Linked DNA regions of Homo sapiens: region 1 is linked to region 2. Evidence: read pairs that join two places in POLR2A ChIA-PET (ENCODE). Cell type or tissue: endothelial cell of umbilical vein. All regions are shown on one strand. Each heading gives the region's core, and the rest is flanking DNA. Links, peaks and the distances in the headings are about the cores only. Region 1 has its middle 20 kb from the start of PDXK. Region 2 has its middle 9.7 kb from the start of CSTB.

The links. Peaks named below come from ENCODE experiments on the same cell type or tissue, not always from the same donor. Only the 100,000 strongest peaks of a DNase experiment are listed, where the experiment ranks them.
Region 1: POLR2A ChIA-PET joins it to region 2 with 6 read pairs; 3 of 35 experiments call an interaction of 5 or more read pairs at or near these places.

Annotation. Positions count from the first base shown.
Region 1 is chr21:43,696,448-43,700,830 of GRCh38, forward strand. No RefSeq gene overlaps it. Among named protein-coding and RNA genes, the nearest start is that of PDXK, 20 kb to the right of the region's middle. In endothelial cell of umbilical vein, for the core only: no CTCF peak of the experiment used is centred there; no DNase peak of the experiment used is centred there.
Region 2 is chr21:43,764,443-43,768,825 of GRCh38, forward strand. No RefSeq gene overlaps it. Among named protein-coding and RNA genes, the nearest start is that of CSTB, 9.7 kb to the right of the region's middle. RefSeq lists enhancers at 1-251, 252-997, 2,310-2,923, 3,538-4,151, 3,601-4,173 and 1 more and a cis regulatory region at 3,381-4,383. In endothelial cell of umbilical vein, for the core only: no CTCF peak of the experiment used is centred there; no DNase peak of the experiment used is centred there; H3K27ac peaks cover 691 bases.

The sequences.
Region 1 (4,383 bases), core at 259-4,258, 68 kb before region 2:
TGGGTGAGGCGGGCACAGGGAGGCTGCAGCTAGGGTGAGGCGGGCACGGGTGGGCTGGTACCCAGCAGACAGCCTGTTCTGGGTGTTGGCAGTGGGTGTGGTCAGTGTTGGGCAAGCAGAGTACAGGCATGGCGGAGTCTTTATAGGCCCGTGTTCCCCGAAACAAATTTTTCACCTGTTCTTTGGATCCCAGACAAGTCCACAGACAGACACTGAACAAGCAAGCAAACAAAAACAAACCCTGGGCCAGGCGCGGCGGCTCACCCCAGTAATCTCAGCCCTTTGGGAGGCCTAGGCAGGCAAGTCGCTTGAGTCCAGGAGTTTGAGACCAGCCTGGGCGACATGGCAAAACCGTGTCTCTACAAAAAAAAAAAAAAAACAAATAATTAGCCAGGCGTGGTGGCGTGCATCTGTAGTCCCCGCTACTTGGGGGCCTGAGGCAGGAGGATTGCTTGAACCTGGGAGGTCACGGCTTCAGTGAGCTATGATCATACCACTGCACTCCAGCCTGGGTGACAAAATGAGACCCTGTCTTTAAAAAAAAAAAACAAGCCCTAGAGGAAGAAGGAAATCTGTTGTAATGTATTATTTAAAATGTCCAGTTTTCAACAAAAACAAGGTAAGACATTCAAAGAAACAAAAGAGTGTCACATACACAAGGAGCAGAGAGGCAATAGACTGGCTTTGAGGGCACCCAGGTGCTGATCTTAGCAGACAAACTTCAACCAGCCCTTATCAATATGTTCCCATCACTAAAAGAAACTATATTTAAAGAAATAAAAGATGGGGCCGGGCGCAGTGTCTCACGCCTGTAATCCCTGCACTTTGGGAGGCCAAGGCGGGTGGATCACCTGAGGTCAGGAGTTCGACACCAGCCTGGCCAACATGATGAAACCCCCGTCTCTACTAAAAATACAAAAATTAGCCGGGGAGGCTGAGGCAAGAGAATCTCTTGAACCTGGGAGGCAGAGGTTGCAGTGAGCCGAGATCGCACCCCTGCATTCCAGCCTGGGCAACAAGAGCGAAACTCCTGTCTCAAAAATAAAAATAAATAAAAGATAATATGATGACAGTGTCTCACCAAATAATACCAATAGGTATTTTTAAAAGAAACCAAATAGAGATATAGACGTTAAAAAGCACAGTAAGAGAAATCAAAACTTCAATAGAGTTGAGACCCTCTAGTGAAGTTTTTATTTCAGTTATTGTAGATTTGAGGCGGTAGAAGAATCAGCAAACTTGTAGATTAATAGAAATTATGTAATCTGAAAAAAAAAAATTGATGAACAGAGCCTCAGAAATGCAGGACCGCCAAGTGCCACAGCACACACAGCAGCAGGACCACAGGAGAAAAAATACTCAAAAAACTCATGGCCAAAAACTTGCCAGCTTTGAGTTTATCTTCCTTGGAGTGTGTAGAGTTTCTTAGATGTGTACACTGATCAAAAACTGCACACATCTAAGCAACTCCACACCCTCCCCCAAACACAGCTGAAATGATGAAACTCAAAATGTTGAAAGAGAAAACTTCAAAGCAGCCAGAGAAGGACTCATCACATACAAGAGAACCCCAGGAAGATTAAGATTTTTTTTAAACCTGATTCAGATTTTTTTTTTGACTTCTCATCAGAAAAAAAAAAAAATACACTGAAGGCAGGGATGAGATACTCAAAACGCTGAAAGAAAAAAGCCAAGAGCCCTTCTTAAGTTGAGGTGAAATTCACATAACCTTTTTTTTTTTTTTTTTTTTTAAGACAGTCTTTGTCACGCAGTCTGGAGTGAGGTGGTGTGATCTCGGCTCATTGCAACCTCCACCTCCTGGGTTGTTCAAGCAATTCTTGTGGCTTGGCCTCCCAAGAAGCTGGGATTGCAGGCATGCGCCACTACGCCCAGCTAATTTTTGTATTTTTAGTGGGGACAGGGTTTTGCCATGTTGGCCAAGGCTGGACTCGAACTCCTGGCCTCAAGTGATCTGCCCACCTCGGCCTCCCAAAGTGCTGGGGTTACAGGCGTGAGCTGCTGTGCCGAGTGGCATAATCATTGTTTAAAGTGTACAGTTCAGTGGCATTTAGTGTTGGGAAAAGGGCTTGTGGAATGCCTGTATAAACTGGCCATGAAAATATGGGACAATAAGTTGTGGAAAGCCACAAGAGGCCTCTGAGGAGGAAAGCCTCCTAATCGCCATCATGTTCGCATGCTCAGAGTGAGACCCGCTCTTATCTGTAAACACTGTGTTCAAGGAGAAGGACACTCCTTTGAAGCACTGGACTGTGGACAGACACACGAGCTCCTGGTTAAGCCCGCTCCCACCAGCTCCTGTCCGATAAGTTAAAGATACGCTGTTTGAGCACAAAGGAGATTCATTGAAACCGGTATTGCTGTAGATTACGCCTATGACGCACTGCCTCCCTTTCACTGTTTCGCCCTGAACATCTGCTTCTCAGATCTAAGTGACTGTACTCAATAAATAGCGTGGAGACCAGAGCTCAGTGCCTTTTGCAGCCTCCATTTTGCCACTGGCCCCCTGGCTCCTACCTTTATGAACTCTTAACCTGTCTCTTCTCATTCCTTTGTTGCCACCGAACTTCGGGTACGCTGTGGGTGGTGTTGAGGCTGGTCTCCAACATTTAGTGTATTGACAATGTTGTGAGACCACACCTCCATCTACTGCAGGCATTTCATCACCCCAAGAGAAGGCCCGCACTCGCTGAGCAGTCAGCCCCGCTCCCCTCCGTGCCAGCACCTGGCAGCCAGCACTTTGTGTTTCTAGATATTTCATAAGTGTGGACTCGTGCTCTATGTGGATTAAGGTTTTGCCAAACGTGTCACCTGTCCCCCCTGGTGTGAGGATGTCTCTGAGGTTCCTGAGAGACTGGGCTGGCAGAGGATGTGCATGTTTCGTTTTAGAAGGTGCCATTCCCGGCCGGGTGCGGTGGCTCATGCCTGTAATCCCAGCACTTTGGGAGGCCGAGGCGGGCAGATCACAGGGTCAGGAGATAAGACCATCCTGGCCAACATGGTGAAACCCTGTCTCTACTAAAAATACAAAAATTAGCTGGGCGTGGTGGCACATGCCTAGAGCCCCAGCTACTCAGTAGGAGGCTGAGATGGGAGGATCGCTTGAGCCCAGGAGGTTAAGGCTGCAGTGAGCCATGACTGCACCACTGCACTCCAGCCTGGGCGACAGAGCAAGACCCTGTCTCGAAGGAAAAAATAAAAATAAGTTATGGGCAATATGGCATTGTGTCCTCAAACACTCCAGCCTGCATTACCAGGTGACATTCCTCTCTATAACTACATCGCCATGGTTACAGGAAACCAACTTAGATCAAGGACATCTTCACACAAGTTCACGTTCAAATTTCCCCCTAGTTGTTCTCAAAACATTTTTTCTTACCGGGAAATAACCAAGGATGTGCAGTGATTCTTGTCTAAAGTCTCTCTTCCAGAGTGTCTGCCCCTCATTTTTTCTGATACTGCATTCTTGAAGAGTGTGTATAACTTTGACCCCGCAGCCCAGTGGGTTGCTTCTGATTGCCCTGGGGATGATCTAGCAGGGTTGTGGCCTGTCCACTCTGTCACAGGGACCCCTGTGTGGGAAGTCCTGGACATCCAACGCCCCTGACAGTGCTCAGCCCCTGATTGACGGCCTGGTTGCTATGACAACTCCAACCTCAGCTTTCCAGCTTTCTCTAGGAAGGGATAACCCCCCTTGGCCCAGCATCAGGACCCAAATCCAGAGCTCACAGGCTGGTTTCCCCGACTTGGTCCTAGTGCAGCTCAGGGCAGCACGTGGGCTGGCGTCTTCCTGTGTGTCCAGGCGGGCAGCCCGAGGAGGCCTGTTGTAACCCAGCCAGAGTGCTGAGCCGGCACCGTGGGGACACAGCAGACTCCAAGAAGACATCATCTTCTCCCCAGAGCTCCTGCTTCTCAAGCACAAATTGTCATCTAACTTTAGTCTCTAAACTGTGGATCTACCTAGGACCACAGAGATCAATAAATTCCAGGGTTAGCACAGCAGGCAGCAGACACATGGCTGGTTTTTGCAGCGCCTGAGAATAAACTATTATTGTACCAACTTCCCAGCTACGTACCGCTTTTCTATAAATGAAACATAAGCCAAGCCAAAGTTTTGTTTAAAAACATAAAGCTAAATGCAGAAACATGACTGGATTTAGGTTTGTTTTCTGAGCCTACAAAGCCTGCAGGAACCAGGACATTGCTGCTGCCTCTGAATGTTCCGTTCCTGCTTTGAAGTTCCCAGGGACTCCGGAAAGGAGGGGCTGCCTGCAAAGTTACAGAACGCCGACCCCCAGTGCCCCGACCAGAACGCACGTGCACACTCACATGCAACAGCTGCAGATGGCCGGGCGCAGTGGCTCC
Region 2 (4,383 bases), core at 242-4,241:
CTGGGTTCCTAGGAAAGGGGCTGGGCTCCAGTGGCGTGGGGGTGGGGACGGCAGATGGAGGGAGGCTGGGAAGGGAGAGAAGGAACCTCATGGGCAGTTAGGCTCCCGGGGCTTCTCTGGGGACACCACCAGCAGAGTGTGGTTGTTGACACCTCCCTGGGGCTCGGGGTCTTCCTTTGGCCCCAGTGAACACCTGTCACACACTCGCTGGGATGGACTGACCTTCAGGGTTTGCTGCCACCCGTGTCCTCCACCCTGGTAGGGCCTTTCCAAGACACTTGTGGGGACAGGCCGGGCCTGGCCAGCATCCGGTAGGCTGCACTTTCCGGAGGCCTCTGGGATTACAGGCCACCTCACCCCAGCTGGAATTCTGCCTAAATTACTGCATTGAGGAGATTCCCTCACAAGGTGCGGACTCAGGCTGGCCCTGAAACAGCCGTCACCTCCACGAGGCCGGCCCAGGCCCCTGCGCACTGCCCTGCTCATGCCCCCATCCATGCCAGCTCCCACCAAGCCCGTGCCCCTGCCAAAGAGCTGGGGGAAGGGATGGGAGACAGACTTCTCTTTCCTTATTTCTATTTTTTTTTTTTTTTCCAGACAGGTTCTCACTCTGTCACCCAGGCTGGAGTGCAGTGGTGTGATCTCAACTCACAGCAACTTCTGTCCAAGCAATTGGCCTCAAGCCATCCTCCCGCCTCAGGCTCCCGAGTAGCTGGACCACAGGCACACCACCACGTCCAGCTCATTAAACAATTTTTTTGTAGAGATGAGGTCTTGCCATGTTGCCCAGGCTGGTCTCGAACTCCTGGGCTCAAGTGATCCTTCCTCCTCGGCCTCACAAAGTGCCGGAATTACAGGCGTGAGCCACCACTCCTGGCTCTTATTTCTGTTTTTTCTGGTAACAGCTTTATTGAGTTACAATTCATTCCATATGACTCAGCCATTTGAAGGGTACAGTTCAGGCTGTGATTATAAAGGCAGCACTGTTGAGGACACTGAGCCTGGACAGGTGTCCCCCCCAAATTCAATGATGTCCTGCAAAAAGGTCCACCCTAAGCCTGGACAGGTGTCCCCCCAAATTCATTGATGTCCTGCAAAAACTCACGTCCACCCTGCACTTCAGAATGTGACTTTATTAGGCCAGGTGCAGTGGCTCATGCCTGTAATCCCAGGACTTTGGGAAGCCGAGGTGGGTGGATTGCTTGAGCTCAGGAGTTCAAGACCAGCCTGGGCAACATGGTGAAACCCCGTCTACACTGAAAATGGAAAAAAGTAGCCAGGCATGATGCCGGGCGTGGTGGCTTACCCCTGTAACCCCAGCACTTTGGGAGGCCGAGGCGGGCGGATCACCTGAGGTCGGGAGTTCAAGACCAGCCTGACCAACATGGAGAAACCCCGTCTCTACTAAAAATACAAAAAATTAGCCTGGCGTGGTGGCACATGCTTGTAATCCCAGCTACTAGGGAGGCTGAGGCAGGAGAATCACTTGAACCTGGGAGGCAGAGGTTGCAGTGAGCCAAGATCGTGCCATTGCACTCCAGCCTGGGCAACAAGAGCGAAAATTCCATTTCAAATAAAAAAAAAAAGTAGCCAGGCATGGTAGCATGTGCCTGTAGTCCTAGCTGCTCAGGAGGCTGAGGTAGGAGGCTCATTTGAGCCTGGGCGGGGGCCGGGGGGGAGAGGCAGGGGATGGGCGGAGGCTGCAGTGAGCCGAGATTGCACCACTGGACTCCAGCCTGGGTGACAGAGTGAGACCCCATCTCAATTGGAAAAAAAAAAAAAAAAAAAGAATGTGACTTTGTTTGGAAATGAGGTCTTTGTGGATGTAATTAGTTACATAAAATGCAGTCGCCCCAGGTGAGGACCCTAAATCCAGGGCCTGGTGTACTCGTAAGAAGAAGGCCTTGTGAGGCCGTGTGACCACGAGATCGATCGATCGCAGTGAAGCTGCTCCAGGCAGAGGACCGCTGACACCCTGGAGACCAAGACAACAGCTGCTTCAAAGCGAGGGTCTGAGGACCAGGCATAGTGGCTCACGCCTGTAATCCCAGCACTTTGGGAGGCCAACACAGGCGGATCACTTGAGGCCAGGAGTTCAAAACCAGCCTGGCCAACATGGCGAAAACCTGTCTCTACTAAACATACAAAAATTAGCTGGGTGTGTTGGTGCACGCCTATAATCCCAGCTACTCGGGATGCTGAGGCAGGAGAATAGCTTGAACCCCGGAGGCAGAGGTTATAGTGAGCTGATATCGTGCCGCTGCACTCCAGCCTGGGCGACAGAGTGAGACTACATCTCAAAAAAAAATGTTTTGGGTTCAATAACGTGAAAATTGTGCCTTATCCAGCAAGTGGTGAATTTCCTGAGCTCCTGTGACCCCCACCAAGGAAGAGCAGACTGAACAGGCTTGGGAAATTTTTCTGTGAAAGGGGAGGGCCTGGGGGTGCGAGCAGGCTCACGCCCAGTGTGCACTGGGCATGCTCAGGTGTCAGCAGCCGAGCCAGCAACACTGGGATGACGCCCCCTTTTTACAGGCTCTCGGAGGTCGGGTGGGATTCCCAAGACCTCACAGGTCACGATGAATGGCCTGGCTGGAACTGGCTTCCACGGACCCAGCATCATAGGCCTCCCTCAGAGCCGGGCCGGGTCCCTGAGCTCACTGGAAGGACGCGTCCGCCTGGCTGTGCTGATTGTTTACACAGACACCACCTGGCTGATTTTCTCTGAACAGTGTGAAAGTGACGCAGAAGGCTAGTGGCCCCAAGTTCACACCCATGGCCCTGAGAAAGCAGTTGTGTGTGTAGCCTCCTCACCACCCTCTCTGCGTCTGGACATGGGAACCTTGCGGGCACACACATGCAAACACATGCGTACATGCGGGCGCACACACACGCACACAGGGATGCACACACACGCGGATGCACACACAGACGCACACATACACACGCAGATGCACGCACACGCAAACGCACCCACATATACATGCGGACGCACACGCGGAAGCACAGGCACACATGCACGAACACACACACTACACGGATGCACAGGCACACACACTCGTGGACACACAGCATACACACACACAGATGTGTCCAGACATCTAGTTATTCACGCCCTTGTTACTCTCAGGAGCAGCACAGCGACCCCGAGGCTGGCCTGACTGTGTGGCCTCTGAGGGTCCAGTCTTCACTTTCCCTTGTTGGGGGGATGGGGCCCCCATGCACAGTCTGTGCCTCAGTGTTCTGAGTGAGGGCACCCTGTGCTCTGCCCCATGACCCTCCCTGCCTCGGTGCTACCCTTCCTGGAGGCGGGACACGGCGGCTGATCCCTCCCTGAGTGGGAGTTGCGAGTCCTTTGCCTTCTTCCCCCGTCTCCGGCTTGTAGCCACAAAATGTGCTGCCCTGGGCCCTGCCTCAGGTTTCCCTACGGAAACGGCACAGGCCACGCTGCCTCCCCTGCTGGCACCCTAGTCTCTGATGGAGACCGTGGCCTCTCCACCCAGAAAGTGGGCCAGGCCTCACCATCCCTGAGCTCTGTCTGCCTACGTCTCTGGCTGCCACTGACCCCACCAGCATCTTGGCCTCTCGACACACCCCCTCCGCCCTGACTCTGTGTCATACCCAGGCCTCACGACACACTCCTGGGCAAGGCTGCGTCGGCAGCGCCCTGGCCAGGGCTGTGGTCGGGCCATGGAGGGGGCCCCCTGGCTGAGACCACACCCTGTACCCCCAAAAGAGGTCATCCTGCCCGTGCCAGAAACCCCGTCAGGGACATGTGCACCCCTGGAGTGTGGGCGCAGAGGCCGGCCACATTTAGCCAGTTGTACATTCATTCAGGCTGCAATTCTTTCTTATCCCTGGGCTCAGGGCCGCACCCAGACACACGAGGCCGGGCAGGCATGACTCAGCAGCCCTTAGGATCTGCGTCCTGTGATTTTCTCAAGGAGCACAAAGGTGAGCGTAGCCATGGGGGAGAATAGGGAAGGAAGAAGGGCCAACAGTGGCCGAGTCAGCTCTGCTTAGTCTGAACTGCCCCTCCCATTGCTCCCAGGCCGGGCAGCAGCCTCTTGAGCAGCCCCGAGCCCCGCTCTTGTCCTTCCAGCCGGCTCTCAGGGGCTCACCCCCTCCCCACCCCCACAGTCAGCCTTGCGGTCAGCTTTCTCTAAAGGCAGCTCCGCACACGTAGCTCTCCCTGCCCCACGTTGTCCACAGCGCTCCCTGCCCCCAGATCCCAGTGTCCCCACCACAGCTCCGCACCGCTCCTTGATCTGGGCCTGCATTAGCATCCCCGGGTTATGTGGCTACCCGTGCTGCAAAGGAGCCTGGGAAGTGTGTCTTTTCCATCTGTGCGAAATTCTATAGTTTTTCTCGCCCTTAAGGGAG